Regions from separate parts of the Mus musculus genome. Here regions 1 and 2 are each linked to region 3. A link is a loop called in an ENCODE intact Hi-C map of the cell type or tissue named here. Cell type or tissue: heart. All regions are shown on one strand.

Region 1 (8,000 bases), 330 kb before region 3:
AATAGTGATGGAAAAGTAGTACCCAGGGATGCTTCCATATTTCTGTTTGGGGTGACAGGCTGGATGTTGAAAGGAACTAGCTGAGGATGAGGAAGTTAGAGGAGATGCTGTGCAGATGTGACAATATTAAGGTCATTGGGCCATGTTGACTCTGAAGCGCCTGTAGGAGACCTAGGTGACAAGAAGCCCACTAGGTTAGAGTTGAGTTAAGATCTGACCACTGACTAGAGACCTGAGGGTTGTCAGTTTATAGATGACAAGTGAGAGGAGGGTATAAGAGCAGTCTGGAAGCCAGTGCATAGATACATCCCTGAGGGACTGGTGCATGAAGAAGGAACATAACTCTTTCTCTAAACCAGGAACATGCTTGGCATAAGCCATGAGCTTGTGCAAGACCTCCTGACCCCAACTCTCCAATTTTCTTTATCTTCTCAATTGTTGGTGGTTTAACTTAGGACACTTTCAAAACTGCTTGCTTTCTGGGAATTGGGGGGCTGCTTGCCTCTTGAGATGGGTCTCCCAGTGCCCTTGGGAAGTAACATTCAGATTCCAGAGGTCAGCAAGGGTCAAGCCTCTGCTCTTCTCTGTATATGATATACAATATTCATTCTTTCTCAGCACTCCAGATTCTTGTGAGGAGAACAATGCAGCCCCCAAGATCATCAAGGAAATACCTGGCACCCTACAAGATGGACAAAGTGACCCAACTGTGGCTTCTCAGCAACTTGCAGATCTCAGCATCCTAGAGCCACAGGGTAGCCCCAGTGGAGCCGAGCAGCAAATCAAAGCCGAGGACTGTACTAACATGTAAGAGCCCACACTACCTTCTTACTGCCCCGTCGCAGCTGTCAGGGGCCACGATCTAGGAAAAACACTTACGGCACTTACAGCACAAGCCTATTTCTCTTCGCAGCTATGAGAGGCTAAAAAGCAGAAGGATTTGAGTGCAGGTGGTCTCTTGGAGTCATTTGAATGAGAGCACCATGTTATCCACCAACCAGTTGAAGTGGGAAAACTGATGTGGGTTGGAGTTACGGATATGGGGTGTTTTACAACCCTATTCATGGGGTTGTAAGGTCTGAGAAAAGTAGAGCCTGCTATGAATGAGGTTATTATAGTATTGCCATCACTAAAGCTGCCAGTTGGATGAGTTCTTTCACTGTTACTACTACCAGGATGGCCAGAGAAGGCACCAGTGAGTCAATAATTGACCTCTGTGGTGCTGACCTAGGCGTGTGTGGCAACTGAAATAGGCTAACAGCAGGAGTTTGAGGAAACAAGGGTCATACGTTTTCTGTGAGAGTCCAAAAGACCAGGGGGTAAAGCAGTAGGAAATAGTGTTTCCCCTTCCACTCTTCTGAGAGCAACTCAGGCCTCCCACCGTGTGAGCCTTCTGACTCCTAGCCTCAGAAGTGCAGGGCCTGTTCACACCAAGGATGCTTATATAATATTTTCTCAAATTATAGTATGATTGTTCTCCGTTCTATTCTGTCAATTTTTATTTATAAATAAAATCCATTAGAGGCTAGGATTAAATCAGCAATCCTCCGTACTCTGTAACTTTCATTTTTTACGGCTTACTCTAATGATGGTTTTTAAATACTTTAGCCTCTCTTTTAGCCCACCATCCACCAGAGGTAGTGGGAAAGAAAGGATATTGAAAATAATAGATTTATTTTTAAAAGTTCTTTAAAACAACTCTTGTCTATATTGTCTAAAAATCAACAATTTAATTCATAGGTTAATAATGATAGTTCAGTCCATTCACAAACACTTTATAGATAGACCAACAGTTTAATTTGATAGAGTTGAAATAAGAAACACAAATGAACAGAGACAGCGAGGCCTCAGCCTCTGCTCAAGTCAAGAGATACCCAAAGAGATGCCAGGAAAACTTCTCAACTATGTCTCTATCAACAAAACGAAAATGAACCAAGACACAAGACCAACAAATGTTATCCAACTAGTTGTATAAACAAGCCAAGTTTACTTACTCTGTCACTGTCTGTTAAGTTGTTTTTATATGCCCTCTAAACATCACGTGTCCTGCACCAGTCTTGCACATGTGTCTGTCTCAGTTGACATCATTTTGTCAAGCAACCCAATACACAAAAGTGACAAAAAACTAACACACCACCAAAAGCTTCTTACTATGTTTCTCTCTCCCAACAAATAGAGCTCCAGTACACAATGTAAGACAGACCAATACGTGCATATGGTTACCAAAGCAGCCTTTCTCTTATGTCTGCTTCAGCTAAACATTCCCTTACGAGTCTGTCTTAGTCTTTATTTATTTATTTATTTATTTATTACGTATTTTCCTCAATTACATTTCCAATGCTATCCCAAAAGTCCCCCATACCCTCTGTCTTAGTCTTTAACCTGTGTCTATTAAAAAAAAAATACTCCTTCCCTTGTTTGCCCCAACTAAACACCTTCCAACATAACTGACTTTTTAAAGAAGCCTTAAGTTTTCACTCCAGTACTCCTTTCTTTCTTGGGCTTCCTGGCTTCTTCTGCCACTGTCTTGTTCTCACCTCTGCCTTTCCATATCTCAGTTCCAAGAGTCTTAGCAGGAATGAGGATACAGTTGGAGCCCAGAGAGCGTACTGTTCACCAGCAGACTCCGCACACTGTTTTTCTGTTTGTAATAAGCCAAGAAAAATTATCTTGTAATATGACATAGAGGGACGCAGGCAAAGTGTTATTGACGAGGAAGATCTGCAGCAGCTGGAAAGAAAGACCACACAAAAACAAGGAACCAGGAAGGGCCCATAAGATGGACCCTGAGGTTGACAGGAATGGAGTAAGGGGAACCGGGGAACAGAAAGTGGGCTTTTGTAGCTCAGGGAGAGGAGATCATTGGGAAGAACTTGGGATGTTTCCTTCCCGCTGGGTATGAAGAACTCTGGAGGCCTCTTGCTACCTACATTGCAGGTCTGGGGGTCTTCTTTTTCTTTTTTAATTTTATCTCTTCAGTGCTGCTGTTCTCTCTCTCTCTCTCTCTCTCTCTCTCTGTCTGTCTGTCTGTGTGTGTGTATCTGTGTGTCTGTGATGTGTATGAGACATGCTTACCCATGTATGTGTATGAGTATGTGGAGACCAGAGGATAGGGTCAGGTATTTTTATCAGTCTCCACCTTAATAATGTTTTGGGTGGGTATATGTGCGCTATGTGTACATTTATGCGTGTATAGGTGCATGGTGGGTATTGGTGCGTGTATGTAGGTCAAAATTGGCATCAGGTATCTGATAATTTTATTTTTATTGAGACCAGGTCTCTTGTTGAACCTGGAGCTTGCTAATTTCTGCTACTAAGCTAGCCAGCTTGCCCCGGGGATCCTTTCACGGGGCCTACCTCTGCAGTGCTGGGGTTATAAGTGGCTGCTGCATTGCCTAGATTTTTATGTATATTCTGGGGATCCAAACTCCAGTCTTTGTACTTGTGAGCTACCTAGGGAGGGGGGTCAGCATCCTGGATCAGGGCCATGTGTCGCAGCCAGGGTGACTGCCTCCTCAATAATCTACTCTCCGCCCATGGCCTGCAGTTCTCCAGACTTTGATATTGGGTGAGGAAGTTAGTCCTACAAAAAGATTGTTTTGTCTGATTTCTTAACTAGCAAACTAGACTGTTTTTCCCTGCTCCTCCACCCTGGCTGCCACAGTCCCAGTAACCTGACGGGCAAGTTACCAACACCAATACCCTAGCCTGCAGTCCAGAATTCAGAGTAAAAATTGGAAAATGGCAGTCTCACGCATGAGTCATTCAAGAGCAATGATAAGGGATTTGCACCGACTGTTCCCAAAACACTGGCATGCTTTTAAAGGTCTTGAAGTTGCAAACTTTGGGGTTAGGGCAGAAAGTTCTATTTGAATCAAGAAGTAGAGACATGCTTACTCTTTTTTCGTTTCTTTCAGGCTGATGAGCCCTTCAAGCTGCATGGTCACTGTTACCATCTCTGACACCTCTGAACAATCTCAATTGTGTGTTCCTGGTGTCTCAAGCAAGGTGGACTCCAGCTCAACTATGTAAGAAGGGCCATTTAGCAAGTCTTGGTGTCCTTTAGCATGGGGTTTCCTTATAATCTCCTTGCAAGTAAAGGATACCACTTTCCTTCTCTGCTGTTTTCTCTTTTATGTCTTTTCCAGCTCCTAGCATCCCAGTAGCAAATGCACAGATAGAATATAGTCCTTAGTCCCTCAAGTATAAATTTTACATTCTCCAAGCCTATTGGCAGGACTGTAACATGCTTTCCTTCTCAGCTCAACAAGACGTGGAACATACAAAGCTAGCAGATACAACCAATGGGAGGTTTTGCCCTCTGTATGAAAGCCATGGAGGCCAGGCTGATCTCTCCACCCCTCTTTCACTGCTTTCCCTGTACTGTTGAATACCCTTAGCCTACAAGAAGGGATGCAATTCAAGGACTCCGCTGAGTGAGCAGTATGTGTAAGATCTCTGCTGATTAGGCCAGGGGGCTGGGACATGGAAATGAGGGTCAAGGGTGGGGCTACACTGAGCCAGCCTGAAGCAAACCTTGTTTCTAACGCTTGCAGAGGCTTTCCAAAACATAGATTAAGGTTAATGTAGGCCCCTGGAACCCGATTGATAATGGAGTTGGAAGTGTAGCAGGTGACCGCTTCAGGGAAGGCATGAGTGTCCATGTACAATGGCATCAGCAGCCTGCCATCTGTCTGCAGCTTCCCCTGCAGCCTGGCTTGTGGAGCCCACTTGCCCCTCTACCCTACGCCTTCATTGAGCTTCTGCATTTCCTTCACGCCGGGCTAGGGGCACTGACTCTCCTCTGTGGGCCAGGCCCAGTCCTCTAGAATCTTCTAGTACACATTGCTATTTTGCTGTGCTCCTTCTACAGCAAAGGGATTCTCTTCGTGAAGGAGTACATGAATACCAGTGAAGTGTCTTCTGGGAAGCCAGTGTCTTCACACTGTGACAGGTAAGAACAGGTTTCAGCTGATCTGTTGTCATAGCCTGTACTAGGCCCAGTACTGCCTTCGTTCCTACATCCTGCTACCTCAAGCAGGACTTAGTGGACAGTACCTACTGGGTAATCTTCCAGTAAGTGACAGCATACTGCAATGCTGCCTACTAATGCATGATTTATGGATTTTCAGATTGTCTTTCTAGTTAGGTGGATAGAAAATCTAGCCCCCATGTTCTTTCATGCTAGATGGACCCACTGAACCCCTGTTTGCTTTCTGATGCTATGCAAGAAGTTACTTCCGAGACTTTTCAGTACTATTCCACCCACTCACACTCTAGTTTGTGTCAAGTTGATATAAAACTAGCCAGCACAATGGACCAGGGGGTGACACACAGACATATTGCTGTTAAGCCAACTGGGGTCTCTTGCTGCAACTGGACTGTACTTTAACCAATAATAGCCTCTCCCAGCCTCTCTTCAGGGTCTCCAGTCCTGTCACATGCTACCAAGCCCCCAAAGCCCTCCAGACTTACCAGTCCATGCCATGAAATCTAGTGCCACCTGGCTGACTACCAAGTTCAGCTGCCAGGACAGGGTGGAGCCTTGGGCACCTCTGGAGCAGAGTTTCTGAGTGCTAATGCTGAGGGCATACTTCACAAAGGGTTTCACCTCCGTGATGCTGGTGATCCCCACTAAATTATCAGTTCCAGCCAACCAGCATTGATTATCCCAGTATAGGAAACGTTTCATTTGAGTGCTGCTTGCTCCTTGTTATTCACAGCCAATCAGTCTGTCCCAGCTCATCAATACCACAGATTCTTAAAATATACCAGGCCTCCATAGAGTCTTTAAGTGATCCTGTGACTGCTCTCTGGCACCTCACAAGCCAGGCCTCCATCCTCTGCATTGTTCTCAGCTTTCTGAAACTGAAGGCAGGAGCTGATGCAGCAGCCCAGGCGGCACTGGAGCTGATGCAGAGGCTGTGGGGGGGATGCTGCTCTCTGGCTTGCTCTTTATGGCTTGTTCAGCCTGCTTTCTTAAAGAAGCTAAGACAACCAGCCCAGGAGTGGCCCCATTCAAAATCGGCTAGGCCTTCCCATGTCAATCACTAGTTAAGAAACTTCCCTACAGCCTTTTCTATAGGCTGATCTTATGGAGACATTTCCCCCAAGTGCTCTCATCTCTCAAATGATTCTTGCTTATATCAAGTTGTCATAAAAGTAGGCAGTATATCTAGATTCTGATTTCTTCAGTGTATAGGCTCCTAAAAGTTCCCATAGTAGTCCATACACAAATATATGTAGTAAGACTCTACTTTTTTTCTGCTGGTCAAAGGAACTGAGGGTCCCACTGGTACATAAGTCTCAAGAATCTTACCAGAGTGTCTTCTTCATTCTCCATGAAAGAACTCCTCACCAAGAAAAATGTGCCTCCTTAGCACAAGCTTTTGTACCAAAAGTGATTTCTGATCACAATGGTGATGACTGTCAGTGTAGTCATATCTCTAATTGTGTGTGGCCACAAGGCTAATGAGAAAAGTGTCTTCTATGTATGACTATGATAATGATGTGGCCCATGTTGTGCCCTCTTCTCCATTACACTTCTTGCAGTCCCAGCAGCATTGAAGACTCATTGGATCTGGCAAAGAAAGCCCCACATGAAGGTACTCCTTCTGAGAGGTATGTCTGCTTTCTTGAACAGAGGTCTTCCAGTTATGTAGGTGAGAGAGTCCTAAGGCAGACCTCCACATGGGTCTTTCTCTGCTGCTTTGAGGCTTTTGATCTGTTTGCAATTCTGTCATATAGTGGAACACTGCATAAGGTGTTACTACCCCAATCGGGATGTCACATATACGGCAACTGAAGCCTGCAAACCAAGATGAAAAATAGGGCCTGAAAGAGAGCCTAAGGAGGCTCTTGTCAGTAAGATAGACTCTTCAGAGTCGAATCTAATGATTCATTTGACTAACTTGCACTTCTGAATAGATGTTGAAAGAAACAACTACACAAGAGATTGGTATGTAGAGAAAAATGTTTTTGTTTGTTTGTTTGTTTTATTATCAAGAAGACGGAACTAAGAATGCACAATGTCCTAGAGCCATGGAACTGATCGCTAGATGTCAGCAATAAAAGGATGGTTTTAAGGACAAAAAAAGGTTATTTTTAAATTCTTGGAATAGGAAAGAAAAGAATCTGCATCAGAGAGTGAATCTACCCAGGTTACAGTGAGGAAAAAAGGGGAGAAGGAATAAGTTACAGGAAATTAGTTACTGGCAGAGCCAGAAATGAATCCTGGGGCTTGAGTACTAACAGGTTATAGAGATCTCGCCCCTGCCATATGTCTTCTCACTTATTATGAGATCTAACTTACTGTGCTTTACACTCAGAAGCCACAGGTAGACTGGGGAGAAAGTTAAGATGAAGCAAATCTTAACAGTGTGCTCCATTTACCCCAACACAAACGAGTACAGGAGCTTCTATATAGGCAAGGTGACAGATGTCCCTTCCATTATGCCAGATTACTGAATTCTGGACAGTCACAGATCACTTGGTAAGTCATGTTATCAGATAATTTCATAGTCTGTATATGCTACTTTACCAAAATGCCCAAGGCTGGGTATGGTGGCACATGCCTTTATTCCTGGGACTCAGGAGGCAAAGGCAGGTGGATCTCTGTAAATTTGAGGCCAGCTTGGACTACATAGCAAGTTTCAGGCCACCTAGGGCTACACAGTGAGACCTTGTCTCAAAAACAAAACATACAAAGAAGGAAGCACCTACAATGACTTATTTACCTCTTGCTAGGCCCTGCGTCTTAAAAGTCTTACCACATGTCATATTGCCATAGTAAGGACAAAGCCTCTAACACATGACTCTCTGGAGGATACACTCAAGCTTTGTAAAAAACCATGGACTGCTCAGGTGCCTGAGAATTCTACAATTATATAGGAGCAAATGACATATATCATATTCCAGTAGCATGACAGATCAAATACCATGGTTCTCTGTCTCTCCATTGTTCCAATATTAGAATCTACATTACTGATTCGTCACTGGGC
Region 2 (8,000 bases), 110 kb before region 3:
CTCTCCCTCCCTCTCTCTCTCTGTCTCTCGACACAGTGCTCATCAACTGGGCTAGGGTCTTAGATCACTGGGTTCTAGGGATCCACCTGTCTCTGCCTCCTAGTGCTGCTGGTACACACACTCACTGCTGTGCTGAGATTTTTCTTTAAAGTTTTATTTTGGTTATTATATATATGTGGATCTGCATGTGTCTGTCTGTGTTTCTGTCTGTGCCCATGCATTCAGATGCCCACAGAGGGTGTCAGACCCTTAGAGGTAGAGTTCCTGTGGGCCACCTGATGGGTACAGCGATTTGAACTCAGGTCTTCTGCAAGAGCACCAAGTGCTCTTAACTACTGACCCGTGTCTAAAGCCCCTGTGCTGAGGGTTTTAAAAGGTTTCTGGGCATCTGTACTCAGAGTCTCAGGGCTGTTCAGCAAGCTTTTCACCTGCTGAGTCATATCTCCCTGGTGCATATTTGTTTCTTACGAGTTTGAGCTCAAATATTTGTTGTTGTAGTAGTAGTTGTTGTTGTTGTTCACTATCCACCCTGATGATGCATAGGAACATACCCTGTGACCCTTACTAATACATTGTGCAGAGTCTAAATGTGTACATAGATGTGTGTCTGCCTCCCTGGGCGCACCACCACTCCTATCACAGTGTCCCACTCTGCTGGCAGCACCAAGGTACTTCACCCACAGGTCTCCAGGGAAACCAGGAATATTAAGCAAGCAGGGTTATGGTTTCAGTGGAAAAGATGTAAAAACCTGTCCTTGGGTCCGAAAAGCTGGAAACCGGAAGTGATAAAAAAGCCTGCTCATCTGAGTTATGTGTTGGGCCTCCACATCTCCCACAACCAGGACTGGAAATACCTAGTATTCTAAATGACCCTTTTGCTATCTGTACAACCAGGGGCTCCCCCCCCTAGCTCCCACAACCAGGACTGGAGATACCTAATTGTCTAAATGACTGTTATACTACCTGCAGAGGCACAGGCTCACCCATGCTGCCACAACCAGGACTGTATATAAGTAATAGCATAAATGACCTCTAAGCTATCTGTGTGGCTCAGACCATGAGGGATCCTTCCTGAAGCCCTAAAGCTAGCACAGACAGCCTAGCCTCAGAACCCATCTTCTTGGAAGAAATGACATGTGCCCTGGGTGGCATTTTGGTGTAATTATGCTTCCTTGTGCACTGGAGATTGCGGTACACCAGGAAACACTTTTCCTACTTATACCGTGTTGAATGTGCTGGCAACAAGCGCCTGGCCTCTGGTCCACTGAAGTTTGATCCCAACTGACAAAGTGGATCTCAAAAAGGTGAGTTTTTATTCTCACCTCTTTGCTGAGCATTTCCCTGCTTGTGGTGACACCTACAGAGACCACACACACACACACACACACACACACACACACACACACACACTCTGCTGTACAAACCAGTCATGCTGCATATCCAGAGGTGTAGTCATAGGCAGTAGGTGAAGGGCATGTGAGTTCGTGAGTTTTCCAGCTCACAAATGACAGAAAAATAATTACTAGGTCATGAAGGTTGAGTTGCCAGGGTGCTTCCTGGGAAACATGAAAGTTGTGGAGTCGGCAGGAAGGAAGTGTCAATTCTGCCCTTGTAAGTGACATGAGATGTAACATGGTCATGGGGTCGCGACATTTTTTTTTTTCTGGAAGCACAATTGGATTGTTTCTGGGTTCCTCCAAAATATACTACAACCCTACAGGTTTTTAAGGCTTCTAACCCCTATCATTTCCAGTGCATGTGCCTAAAAGCAGGATTGCCGTCACATGTCAAAACCAGAAGTGAAGACATCCTGTAGGACACAGGGGCATTCTGAATGTGGGAGATGATGGGCAATGGGAAACACAGGCCCATATAAAGTGGGGATAATATTGGCTCTGTTTTCCTGCAATCTTGCCTTTCTCATATGCACCAAGGCATGGGGTATGAGTCAGCTGAGTTTGTGCACTTTGGTGGGGCAACTCAGTGTCTGGTTCTTGTATGGTGGCCTCTTTTCCAGACCATGACTAGATGACCTGAGCCTTCTGGGCACTAACTTCATTTGAAGCCCTGAGGATTATAGGAAATTGGTAAATAAAATCAGTTTTGCCTATGAAATGTTTGGTGTGTGTGATTTCATAAGGTCAGAAACCACTGTTTATGCAATAATTAGAAATTTGATATAGTTTTTCTCCATCTTTCTTTTTTTAAAAGATTTATTCATTTATTATATACAAGTACACTGTAGCTGTCTTCAGACACAATTACAGTTGGTTGTGAGCCACTATGTTGTTGCTGGGATTTGAACTCATGACCTCTGGATGAACAGTCAGTGCTCTTAACCTCTGAGCCATCTCTCCAGCCCCTTTACCACCTTTCTGTTCACAATAGAATGTACTTCATCAGAAAGTACAAATTCACCTGTGTTTTTATTATGCTGAGTGGTTAATGATACTGTGTTGGCATGATATTCAGGTCTCTCCGTGGTGATTTTCAAATCATCTAATGAATATATGTGTTTTTAATACTGGTTAAAAGAAAATTTTCTTTTAAATGACAGTATCTGAAATGATATTAGAATTTTAATAGTACTGAGGAATACAAGGACTTAATCGTGGTCACACTGTTTATTAGATTCATTTTAGTATTCATTTTTGTTGACTGTCTCTGTGTGTAAGTATGTGCATTGGATTCATGTGCATGACAGAGAATGGCCTTGCATTAACCTGGAATTGTAGTTGCAGGTTATTGTGAACACATGAAGTGGGTGCTGAGAACTGAACTCGTGTCTCCTGCACTCTTGTAAGCACTCTTAACTAAGGAGCCATCTCCCTGGTTCCCAAACTATCACCTGTTTTGTATACAATGGTATAAAAGCTTTGGTAAGCCTTCCATTCTCTCTGAATTTTTATTACATATTTTTCTTTCTATATTTGTCACCTGTATTTTTAGGATGATTTTCAATTTGAGATTGTTCAGCAAAACTTTGTTGACAGAATTGCGGGTTGGTGGATGAATTTATAAAATTGCCACAAGATTAAATTTTTTGAAAAGTAATTCCTTAAGATTTTTATAATGAGGTTTTACAGTGTGATTGAGAAATATCTATGTGCTTATGGTATTTGTCAACACAAAGAAAGCATGTTTAGAAAATCTATTGTGGATAGGGAAGATGGAAATATTTGTGTTTCAAACATTTGGCTCACATCTCCAACCTATTCTCATATTGCTAATATGTGTAATACAAATTATATAGTTATATTGCATTGGGATGCTTGTGCTTGTTGAGATCTCGCACTGAGAACAAGAGAGGCCCTCTTATCTCAGACTTAAGCATGTTTATGTCAAGTGTCATCTGAGACCCTTTATTTAGACAGGTTAACCCCTGCCTTTTTGACAGCGAGGGAGGAGAACAACAAACAGCAAAGGCTGTTTAAAAGAGCACATCTTTAAGACAGCTAGAAGAGGGATCATTTCCGACAAAGGTTATTATTATTACAATAGTTGACCCCATGCTATAAAACTGCTTGATGGAAATGAGAAACTGGAAAGTGGTCTGTGAAGAAGTTGTTCTGCCCAGGACTGGAACTCCAGCCCATCTCAGTAGGTCTTTCCAGTCATTACACTGGATGTTTTAAGTGCCCAATTTAATGATGTTCCCTTTGTTCTCTTAACTAATTAAGCTATCTTAAGTCTTTTTGGCTAAAGGTTGTAAGTGCCTGGTTTGATAATACTTTGCTGCCTGCCTCTTCTATTTATGTGCTGTATTATGTTGTTTATTGTTTTACATTTGCTTGCAATATACATAAATGCACTCATTTGAAACCTAAAGTACATATGTGATATATCACTGTTCTATGGGATAGGTTGTCATTTAAGAGAGAAATTGGTATACTGGCTTTTTTCAGAGGGAGGGAGGGCAGGAGGGCAGGAGGGATGGAGGGAGAGAGAGACAGAGAGAGATTGATCAAGACATTGATGGTTTTTAAAAATTATTTCTTTATGTGTCTGTGTGTTTTACTGGGAAATGAACTCAGGTCCTCTGCAAGAGCAACAAATGCTCTTAAGCAGTAAGCTTTCTCTCAGGCCTCCATTGATGCTTTTAAATGATAGGTCTGCTATGCACAATTCTATTTTTTGGTTCACGATAAGAGTAGAAAATTAACACATCCTTTATTTGCTGAGTTCATTTGACTTTTGGATCAATGGATTGCTTTTTTAGAATTTGGAGGATAGGATCCAAGTGTATCACACCATGAAAAACTAAGGAGAAGACAAGAGAATTTGCGAAATGAAAATTAGCTTCTGTTGTACATCTTGACAAATTATTTTCAGGCACGTAATTCTCTACTAGGTGCAAGTATATAATCCTTTATATATAAATTTAATAATGTACACTCCCCCCTTTTGTTCAAGTTCTGGTAGGTAATCATTTGGACTAATTGAGATAGTTCAAAATAAAGTAAAAGGAATCCCTTCTTTGTTTTTAAATACTTGGTATAAATTGAAACACATGCATGTACAATAGCTAATTTAAAGTGCCTTTGGTAGTGCATGTCCTGCTAAAAATCCTTCATGAAAACTCTTTCAAAATCAATGTGTATATGATTGCAGGTGATATGTATATCAATGTGTATATGATTGTAAATAAGCTGTAAACTAGCAAAGGCTCCCACCATGGCAGGACCTGTACTAGCTTGCTCAGTCAGGTCTCATGTTTGTTGAGGAAGTGAGGGGTACGATGCTAATCCTGGCAGCAGAGAAATCCTTTGCATATTTGACTGGCACTGGACCCGCCCCCTCCATTTGCGTCACTCAAGCCCCACCCCCGCAGAATTTAATTCCATACGGGGACTGTTTGGGTAGGCACCCAGCCCTTCTTCCTTGATTGGCTTTTATAGTCCTCCATATCCCTCCTTCAACAGCACTTTGCACATCACTGTGGCTACAGCAGAGCGCTGGGGCGCCTGAGGCGGAAGCGGAGGTGATGAATTGTGATCCCATTGTGGGCTAGGCGCAGCGTAGCGTTAGTCATAGCTGTTCCCCCTCAGCCCTCCCTCAACCGGAAGTAAGGCGGCGCGGCTAGCCGGTCAACATGGCTGCGGGCTCTGCGTCCTCCTTGGGCGGCGGTGCCTGGCCAGGCTCAGAGGCTGGGGACTTCTTGGCACGCTATCGGCAGGTGTCCAACAAGCTCAAGAAGCGCTTCTTGAGGAAGCCGAACGTGGCCGAGGCCGGGGAGCAGTTCGCCCAGCTAGCCCGGGAGCTGCGCGCCCAGGAGTGCCTGCCTTATGCTGCCTGGTGCCAGCTGGCTGTGGCGCGCTGCCAGCAGGCGCTCTTCCATGGGCCCGGGGAAGCGCTGGCCCTCACAGAGGCGGCCCGACTTTTCCTGCGGCAGGAGTGCGACGCGCGCCAACGCTTGGGCTGTCCCGCCGCCTACGGGGAGCCTCTGCAGGCGGCCGCCAGCGCCCTCGGCGCCGCTGTGCGCTTGCACCTCGAGCTCGGCCAGCCTGCCGCCGCTGCTGCACTGTGCCTGGAACTAGCTGCTGCCCTTCGCGCAGTGGGCCAGCCGGCCGCTGCTGCCGGTCACTTTCAGCGGGCTGCCCAGCTGCACCTGCCCCTGATGCCACTGGCCGCACTGCAAGCGCTTGGTGATGCTGCCTCCTGCCAGCTGTTGGCGCGCGACTACACAGGCGCCCTGGCGCTATTTACACGCATGCAACGCCTGGCACGGGAGCATGGGGGCCACCCGGTACAGCAACTCGAGCTGCTGCCGCAGCCGCCTTCTGGGCCCCAGCCACCCCTGTCGGGACCCCAGCCGAGACCTGTCTTGGGCTCGACCTTGCCCCTCCCGCAGCCCCCGGACCACGCCCCAGGCTCTGTTGCGCCTTCACCTGGCACACTCGGTGCCTTTGCTGACGTCCTAGTCAGGTGTGAGGTGTCCCGTGTACTGCTGCTGCTGCTCCTGCAACCACCACCTGCCAAGCTGCTGCCCGAGCATGCCCAGACCCTGGAGAAGTACTCCTGGGAGGCTTTCGATGGCCATGGCCAGGATACCAGCGGCCAGCTTCCTGAGGAGCTGTTTCTGTTATTGCAGTCTCTGGTCATGGCTGCCCAAGAAAAGGACACTGAAGGCATCAAGAAGCTGCAGGTGGAGATGTGGCCACTGCTAACCGCTGAGCAGAACCACCTCCTCCACCTCGTTCTGCAGGAAACCATCTCTCCCTCTGGACAGGGTGTCTGATAAGTCACCTTCTTACCAACTTGTTTTATCTTTGGGGACAGGTGATGAAACATGTGATCTAGCTTCTGTTTTTTTTGTCTGTTTTTGTCTTGTTTTTCTTTTCATTTCTATTGCTGCCATGTTAATTTGGCTTTGTGTGCCTAGCAAGTTACTTAAATTAGTGCCCTCCAATTCCATCCATTATTGCCTCGAATGAGAAAACTTCATCCTTAAGGCTGGAGGAGATTCTACGGAGTAATCTTTCTTTATGCATCTGTCAGTTGCTAGATAATGTTGATTCATTTTCCTGGCTGTTCTAGGTATAGTGCCAATAAACTCAGGAGGACAGATGTTCCTTTGGCGTATTGATTTCCTTTTCTTTTGTTCCTGGTGGGGTGTGGCATCACCAAGAAGTATTTAGAAAAGATTAGAAATATTTGTGTCTTGAAAATTGTGAGGATTTGACAATTTGGGCATAATCTCTCTTTTAATACATTATTGCTTCGTTTCTATATAAACTAGCACAGCAGTCTGGGGAGTGGGAAAAGCACCAGATGACATAAAATGTAACTGTTGTTACATACAAATACTCTGTGTATCTGAACATGAGGACTATGTTAATAAGCAGAACTGACATGTTCTGTCATACATTCCAGATTTATTTTATCTTCTGTACACTCTGCTAGCCCAGGTTCTTCCTGATGGAATGACCAAAACCTTTCTCCTGAGTAGCATCTGTGATCTTTTGGTGATCCTGCCTTTATTGGGTTGCAGCAAATTTCTGTTATCCAGAAGTTTTTGGCAAGAGATGAGTCAAAGTTTTTAGAATTGGTCCTCTGTTTCCAAACCAGGGTTTTGATTGCTCTCACTGTGTACCACAACACAATTACCCCTGTACAATCGAGATCTGTCTTCACAGCCAATACCTAAGTTCTATTCTGCCTTTCAGGACCATGTTCTGAGAAATCTAATTGCATAAAACTGTAATGGTATTCCCTTAAATATTCTGACCTTGAAAACTAGAGGTACTAAACTATGTAACCCAGTGTTGCTGGGGCAAATAGCAAAGAAATGTTTCTGACTGAGTATTAAGTGATACAAAGCCAGTTCTACTTTTCTCTGTAGTTCCTGGATCAATGCATCTTTGCTTTCAGAAATATGGTGTCATATATTGAATCTTGGTTTAAGGCACCCAGCACACCTGCAAGGGTAGCATTCCAACTTTCCTAAATGTTTTCCCACTACATTGTCACCCTATTTAACCCCAAGTTAGAACACCATTCTATAAGGCCAGCTGGTAATTGGCCTATGGGGTATATGTACAAAACCAATGAATTCCATAAATTTAATGCCTTACTGATTCTTATTGCTAATAACAAAACACACAAAGGTGGTGCTAGCTATAAAGAACAGGTTTATTTTGGCATATCCTTCAAGTTCAAGGTCGGCTGGCGACTTTCTTGCTGTCAGTATCTGAAAGTGTTACAAGATGATGATGGCAAAAGCCTGGGAAATTCAAAAGACCTAGGCAGAGCAACTTTCCCATCGGATACACTTTCAGAATAATGTATCCTAAAGGTCCCACCTCAAACTAACCATACACTGTCCTTTCTGCTATCTGCCTGAAATGAGAGTGAACAATGCAGTCAGTGGTTCTTAGGGAATTCCTAGAGATAGATTTTTCCCAATGCTGAGGGCCAAACCCAAGGTATAGTACTTGCTAAACAAAGGCTCTGCCATTAAGCTAAAACCTTAATTCCAAAGATAATCTTGAAGAGAATAT
Region 3 (8,000 bases):
GAGAGGAGCATGTGGTAAAAGGAAGTGAGAGGGAGGGATTGGGAGGAGAGGAGGGAGGGGGAGCTGTGATAGGGATGTAAAGTAAATTAATAGAAAGAAAGAAAGAAAGAAAGAAAGAAAGAAAGAAAGGAAGGAAGGAAGGAAGAAAGAATCCCTCACAGGCATGCTGAGACATTTGGGTTTTAGTACATTCCAAATATAGTCAAGTTGACAGCCAAGAACAGGCACCACAGGCGGTAAGTGCTTTTCTCCATTGAGCTATATCCCTAGACTCACCAGATGGGAAGAAAGAATGAGAGAGGAGAGAGAGAGAGAGAGAGAGAGAGAGAGAGAGAGAGAGAGACAGAGAGAGAGAGACAGAGAGAGAGAGACAGAGAGAGACAGAGAGAGACAGAGAGATAGAGGAGAGAGAGACAGAGAGAGAGGAGAGAGACAGAGACAGAGAGAGGAGAGAGAGAAAAGCACTGAATCTAATTTCCTCTTGACTACTAATAAACTGCACCCCCCCTTGCAAAGACCCCCAACCCCACCTCTCAGGGCCCTAACATTTATATACCCTCTGAAAGTTCCCAGAATTCCAAATGTCACACAATCACAGAAACTATTTGCAGGTGGCAAAACCATGCCCCTGCTAGAACATGAGGCAAATCAGTCAGCTGCTATGAACAATCTAAAGCAGCACCATTCCCCACACCTGGGACTAAAACCAATATATATATATATATATCAATATATATATATATTCTTATAATATTTCTGAGTTTTTTTAAGAAACCAAAATTTCAGAATTCTCACTACATCAAACTTTTTTAAAATTAAGTTTGTTTACAAACTCTAGGGCTATTCATATTTTGTTATGCTTCTGAGTTTGGAAAATTGACTTGTGTCCATTTTATCTAACTTCTTAAATGATGGGTGTGAAACTTCTCATTATATGCCCTCTTTCTTCTCTTAATACCTACATGATCTGTGGTAATGTATTTCTCATTTCTGATACCAATGATTCCATATATCACTTTTTTCTTATTTAACCTTCCAAGGGTTATGTATGATTTGCTCATTTTATCCCCAGTTTGTCTTTTTCTATTTCTTTGATCTCTGCTCTCGTCTCTAATACCTCCTTACTTGTACTTACTTATGTTTCACTTACTTTGCTATTCTTTTTTTCTAGTCTTGGTAGTGAGCTTCTGCCTCATAAAATGAAAAAAAAAAGACAACTATAAATCAACATGCTTTATGAACTCATACATAAAACATTCTAAAAAACATTTTTAGCAATGTGACTTTTAAAGTGTTAAAGGGTTGCACACCATGACGAAAGTTGCTCAAGGAAATACAAATCAAAATGTAATTCAATTTATTAACAAATGAAGAAAGGAAGAACTGGATAATTAGCTCAGTAATTGCAACATAAACATTTGAGAAACTCCAACATCCACTGCAGATTTTTTTTATTTATTACATATTTTCCTCAATTACATTTCCAATGCTATCCCAAAAGTCCCCCATACCCTCCCCCCACTTCCCTACCCACCCATTCCCATTTTTTTTGGCCCCGGCATTCCCCTGTACTGGGGCATATAAAGTTTGTGTGTCCAATGGGCCTCTCTTTCCAGTGATGGCCGATTAGGTCATCTTTTGATACATATGTAGTTACAGAGACAAAGTTTGGAGCTGTGACAAAAGGATGGACCATCTAGAGACTGCCATATCTAGGGATCCACCCCATAATCAGCTTCCAAACGCTGACACCATTGCATACACTAGCAAGATTTTGCTGAAAGGACCCAGATATAGGTGTCTCTTGTGAGACTATGCCGGGGCCTAGCAAACACAGAAGTGGATGCTCACAGTCAGCTATTGGATGGATCACAGGGCCCCCAATGGAGGAGCTAGAGAAAATACCCAAGGAGCTGAAGAGGTCTGCAATCCTACAGGTGGAACAACTATAATATCCAAGGAGCTAAAGAGATCTGCAACCCTGTAGGTGCAACAACATTATGAACTAACCAGTACCACTGCAGATTTTTTAAAAAGATTTATTGTTATATGTAAGTACACTGTAGCTGTCTTCAGACACCCCAGAAGAGAGCATCAGATCCCATTACAAATGGTTGTGAGTCACCATGTGGTTGCTGGGATTTGAACTCAGGACCTCTGCTCGCCCTGGCCCAAAGATTTATTTCTTATTATATGTAAGTACACTGTAGTTATCTTAGGGCGTCAGATCTCATTACATATGGTTGTGTGCCACCATGTGGTTGCTGGGATTCGAACTCAGGACCTTTGGAAGAGCAGTTAGTGCTTTGCTTTTAGCTGCTGTGCCATCTCTCCAGCCCCACTGCAGATTTTTTAAAGAATTATTTTAAACTCCCAGAAAACAAGATGGCAAACTTCTTAACATGCCAATGAATAGCTGTGAGAAACTCTTAAGTCATAGCATGCTTAAGATCAAAAGGTGGATGCTTTCTTTCCAAAATCAGGATGTCTACTCTCATACCTTTTGTTCAATATTTTATTGGAGATGATAGCAAGAAAAATTAGCAACAAACAAACATCTTTGATTCATGTAGCATCTCTTGAAATTCTCACTTCTTAATATATTAGATCAAATTGACAATTTCTGGACTGTTTTATTGTAGACGCACAACAGACTAAGAATATCATCACATTGTTGACTGAAGCCACCAAACAGGGTACAATGTACAACTCTAGGAAATACAAACAACTTTGGGAACACTAAGCAAATCATTGGCTACCTGGCCATAGTGGAGAAGGAGAAAGTGATTAGCAGGGGCTGACGAAACTTTGAGGATAATAGAAACACTATTGACCTCATTTAGATGAAGACTTCATAGTTGCATGCATGTTTATGAAACCTTACCGAAGTATGGTGCTTAAATCACAGTTCAATTACCGTAGTTTAAACATGCAATTTCTTGTATGTCAAATTCCAGCACATATGGTTTAATTTTCAAACACACACACACACACACACACAAAACTGTGTAGAGTTAGGCAAATGATTTGAGCAGCCACATTACAAAGAAAGATACAGAAATGAGCACTTCAAACATAAAACATATTTAATGTAATTAGTCATCAAGGAAATGATCACAGAAATCACTCACACCCACTTGAATGGATAAAAATAAAGGCTGGCAACCCAAATGTTGATGAGGATGAGAAATAAAATGAACTCTCACACATTTCTGGTAGGAGTCTCAATTGTGTATCCACTTTGAAAAACATTCTGGCAGTTGCTAATAATACATACAACTACCCTATTATGTAGCAAATTCTCCCTTTCAGGTTTTTACTCCAGAAAAAAAAAACAAAGCATATGTTCACTCAGAAATATACACCACTGTTCATATAGTGAATAACAATTCCAATTAGGAACAGCCCACATGGTAAAGTACAATGGCAAATGACTCAGCAATGAAAGGAAAGGAAATATATTTCAGCAATATAGAGGAATTCCAAAAGCATCAGAGTAAAGGAAAGAATTCAGACAGAGTAGTAGATAATAGTACATACTATATATTTCATTCCCATGCAACAGGAATTAATTACTCAAATAGGCTGTCGATAGTGAGAAATTTTAGAATAGTGGCGTTCCTGTGGAATTGTGCTGAAATAGGATGTGTGCAATGGGACTGGAAATTTTCCAGACTTCTCATCATGGTTTGTGTCTGGAGGGGGGTTTAGGAAAGGTATTTGTCAAAACTTACCATATAGATTTATACATTTTACTGATAGCAAATTTTGTCTCAGAAAATTAAAAGGACAGTAAAAAAAAAAGTGGACTTCTCGTTTTTGACATGGGTACTGGGAAGTGAAGTTCCTCACAGGTCCTCAGGTTTGCAAGACAAGTACTCTACAGGCTGAGTTATCTCTCCAGCACCAGACTTTCCTTTCTTACACTGGATATGTCAAAATTATAGATGTTTATCTTTGATGTTGCTTTTGCCCACAGATACTGCAGTGTCACAGAAGCATACACACACACACACACACACACACACACCTCCACACCTCCTGGTCATTCCAAACATCACCTGGATGGATACTGAGTGAAGTTCTCATCACTCTTCTCGGGGCGGGAGATGTTGTATTGATCTTTGTTTATTAGTGCCTCCCTCGGGAAACCAGACAGTATATTTAAGAAAACAGTTACTTGTGCTGCCAAGGATGCACAAATGCAAAGCAGTGAAGTTGAATTGGCAGCTGCTTACAACACATCTGAACCAAGACGCTTGTTTTGGGATTCATGGTATAAACTGCCATTCTGAAATTCAGGTTACTGTTTATTTATTGCTGTGTGGTCCCTAATACGCTTACAGTACTCTCACAGGAGCTCTGGAGTGCCTGGTGTGTGGCTCTTAAGATAGGCATTAGGGTCTAGTTTTGTTCACTGTTGTATTCTTGATGTCTGGCATAGACAGGGCTCAGGTCTGACTTTAAGAAGGACTCCGACCCCTGCACTCTTTTCTTGAGTGCCCTCCTCCAGCCCTACCATCATTCTAAAGGCCCTGGCCTTGTCAATTTCTTCATTGTCTTCACCACTAACAATTTATTTTGCTCATTTATTTATTCATTATTTGTTTTTACATTCGTTCCACACTCATCACTTAGGATTCATGAGTTTTACTCCCCTAGTCTCATCTATCCCACCTCCTCTCCTCACCCCGCCCCAGACATGCCCCCTTCTGTCCCACCCCCCTCTCAGGCCAATCGCAGCCGACAGGCCGGGCGGGACCGAGGCCGAGGCGGGGCTTCGATCTCAGTACCCCAGGCGGCGCCCCCGGCTCCGGAAACGCGCTGCCGGGCTTCTGGGCTCCGCCAGGCACTGGCGGCTCCGTGGCGCTTCCTGCCACGCCGGGCCTGCTTACAACGCGCCCGCTCTTCTTCTGCAAGGGCCCAGAGTCAGGCGCCGTGGGCCGGGTGAGCGTGCGGACTATGGGAGGGATGTGCAGCTCGAGTGATCATGAGATTGTGTGCGTGAGCAAGGATGTGTGGCCGAGAGAGCGTGTGGGGCGGCAGGAGGCTGTGCTGGGAGGCCTGTGTGAATGCGTGGACCACGGAAGAATATAAGGGGAAGGGAGCGTTTCGTAGAGTGGGATGCTGCTGGGCCTTGGAGCAAACCAGGGGTCAAAAGAAAAGGTCTTTGGCGGTGGGTGGGCATGGCGAGGCCCGGAGGCCTTCTAGTGCAGGGCTGGGGGCAGCGGTCCAAGGCGGGAATCGCGGATGTGTTGAGGCCTGTGTTGCTCTTTGGAGGATGCTAAGCACTGGGGACGGGTCAGGAGCTGGGGGTGGACACACACACACAGCCCCCAGCGACTCGGAGTCCTTGGGGCTGTCTTTAGGGCTGAAGGGACTTTCCCCTAGTGTGGGGGGAGGGGTTGGGCCTCTGGGGCCCTGAAGAAGGATCTGCTTAGGGGCTGGGGGGAGGGGAATCTACCTTTCCATTTGAGTGGTGACTGCACGGGAGCAGGTACGTTTCCTGGGGCAGAAATTTGGGGGTGTAGAAGGGAATTCTCGCCAGATGAAGAGACCTTTTAAGGTGGCCCTCCTTGGAACCACATTTTCTGGCACCACTCCATTGCCCCCTTCTAAACTCCTTTGCTGGTTGCTCCAGTCTATATTTGGGTGATTAATTACATGTCTTTTTTTACACACATGCATACTCCCACTTGCCTGCTGCCCAAAGCCCATGGTCCTTTTCAGTGCCCCCACCCCCATTTCTGGCGCTCTTCCCAGAGGGCTCACCCTGTGCAGCTGATACCCTCTAACCAGATTTGGACTCAGAGGCAGGCAACCCTCTCCAGTCTCCTTGGTCAATGGAACATTTCTTCTTAAATCTCGGTCTCTACATTTTCCTTTAGGAGAAAATTTCAAATGGGGCTAATGGAATAGTACCTCTCCTGGTAGGACTTACCTTACCTTACCCCCTCTCCCATTGGACATTATTATAGAAACAACATTCAGTGTCTGACAGTCTGGTCCATTGCCCCATAGTGGCCTTGAATCTGTATTTAGAATCACATAGAGCAGTGATTTCTAGCCTCCTGTTAATGATAGACCCCTTGGAAAAATCAGCTAAATAGTGTGAGTTCTCTTGTCAGAAATCTAACCACCAGCATAGCCTGAGAAGGAAGTTCCTGGGTAGGAAAGCTGTCTGATATGAGATGTGGGGGCGTATCCAAATTCTAAACAGGTTCAATCTATGTCTGCATGTTGAAAGATAGTAATTCTGTACAGCCACCCAGACCTGTGGCTCTACCACTAGAATTTTCACTGAATCATTAGCCTGGTTTCTAACAGTGATCCAGCCCTTGTAAAACTATCTGGGCCCCTTAGATGGCCCAGTGCAGCTGCATAGCATCTCACCACACTCCCAGTTTGGGATATTTTAAATCCAGATGGTGTACCCTCAATGATTCTAAATTTTATTTTGAATTTTAGAAAGATGTCACGGTATTGGAGAAATGGGAACATAAACCTTCCCTCGATTAAACATAACAAACAATATAAAATCCCCTTCTGCTCTACTTTCTGGCTTTTTATAGAATGGAATAAAGAGGGAAACTTCAACAGAGACAGGTGCCTAGGCAAAACAGAGAAAGCAGATGCCTTCCCACCCACACATACAGAAAAAGATACACACTGACACAAATATTCTAAGAGAAACAGATTTTCCTGGTAAGACAGTCATCCCTTTTGGCCTTTTAGGATTCTGCACTTTTGAGTAGCAGCCAGATTTCACAGCACAAGATGGGGCCATGGGCCTCTTGCCCACTTTCTGGCCTGCCACGTTCCTTTGGGAACATAAAGGCCAGGAGCACCTGTAGCCCCTGGGTCCACTCAGTACTTGCACCCTGGACTCACTGAGGCACATCCAGACCTTGGCAGTACCATTTCAATTACACAGCTTGTCTTGCCCTTGAGCACTCAGTATGAAAAGTACAGGTTCCTGGAAGGTACACCTATGAGCTGCTTCTGTTCACCCAACTTATTTCAATCCAACAGGTGAGACCTTCCCTACAGGACTAATCTCTTGGAACTGCTCTAAACAAGATGAGTCATCCCTGTGTGTCATTTTTAGGTAAGTCTAGGTGTTTATAGCCTGTCTGAAGGTGGTAAAGCTGCTGTGCTGCTGGAAGGCCCATGGGTGGGGATACAAGATAGTGAAGAAGTATTGGAGTTCTTGAAGCTTATATATGCTAGTGCTGCTGAACTACCTGCCCAGAAACAATTCTGACAATTTTAGACACATATAGCACCAGGGAAAGGGGGCTAAAAGCCCCCGTTGGGACCAGATCTCTTTTGAGTGTGCATAAGCTTAAAGCACATTTACTCTGTCCCTAAAGGGAGTTGAACAGCACAAGCTTTATGATATGTTGTAGTTTGATTTTCTGTTGGTATGATAAAACACCCTGAGCAAAAGCAACTAAGGGAGGAAAGAGTTTATGGGCTTACACTTCACGGTCATAATCCATCATTGAGGGAAGCCGGGGCAAGAACCATGGAGGAGCACTACTTACAGACCTGCTCTCTGGTTCACTGCTTAGCTAACTTTAGCCCTCCTGCCTAAGGATGGTCTCCTCCAACATCAACCATCAACTGAGAAAATGTCTTCTAAACATAGCCATGGGACATTTTGATTGAGACCACTTTTCAATTAAGGGTCCTCTTCTAGGTTTGTGTCAAGTTGATGATAAAACCTAAAAAACACATGTTCTGAAGATATTCCTACTGCAGGTTCTCATGTCAATACTTGAGGCATTCTAGGTGTTTGAGGCACCCTAGAAAGCTTCTGGAAACTTCCAGATGGGTCTTATTTGAGTGGTATTCCTGCCTCTTCTTCCCCTACAGCTGCAGAAAGATAATGCCTGTCTAGGGAAGTACAAAGACGCCAAATTATTTCCCAGTTTTTATGATATAGGTTGTTTTATGTCTGCTAAATTCAACCCTCAATTTCTGTTCTTTCAGGTAAA

The links. Hi-C counts contacts between places; a loop is a spot of excess contacts. Peaks named below come from ENCODE experiments on the same cell type or tissue, not always from the same donor. Only the 100,000 strongest peaks of a DNase experiment are listed, where the experiment ranks them.
Region 1: it touches region 3 in a loop (2.1-fold over the local background); 2 of 42 quality-filtered maps call a loop at or near these places.
Region 2: a loop joins it to region 3, with 2.7 times the contacts of the local background. A loop is called at or near these places in 6 of 42 quality-filtered maps.

What each region holds. Positions count from the first base shown.
Region 1 is chrX:73,011,822-73,019,821 of GRCm38, forward strand. It overlaps Zfp185 (zinc finger protein 185), which reads left to right. Exons shown (of 19, transcript NM_009549.3): 13 at 619-807; 14 at 3,918-4,028; 15 at 4,874-4,954; 16 at 6,553-6,621. Among named protein-coding and RNA genes, the nearest start is that of Gm52421, 20 kb to the right of the region's middle. In heart, no CTCF peak of the experiment used is centred here; no DNase peak of the experiment used is centred here; H3K27me3 peaks cover 337 bases.
Region 2 is chrX:73,223,224-73,231,223 of GRCm38, forward strand. F8a (factor 8-associated gene A) reads left to right here and starts at 5,083. Exons shown (of 1, transcript NM_007978.3): 1 at 5,083-7,572. The coding sequence starts at 5,093. The coding sequence ends at 6,238. In heart, no CTCF peak of the experiment used is centred here; DNase peaks (open chromatin) are centred at 4,978 and 5,738; H3K4me3 peaks cover 1,924 bases; H3K27ac peaks cover 1,570 bases; H3K27me3 peaks cover 1,479 bases.
Region 3 is chrX:73,337,805-73,345,804 of GRCm38, forward strand. It overlaps Zfp275 (zinc finger protein 275), which reads left to right and starts at 4,816. Exons shown (of 6, transcript NM_031494.2): 1 at 4,816-4,947; 2 at 7,033-7,108. The coding sequence starts at 7,081. In heart, no CTCF peak of the experiment used is centred here; DNase peaks (open chromatin) are centred at 4,767 and 5,317; H3K4me3 peaks cover 1,778 bases; H3K27ac peaks cover 891 bases.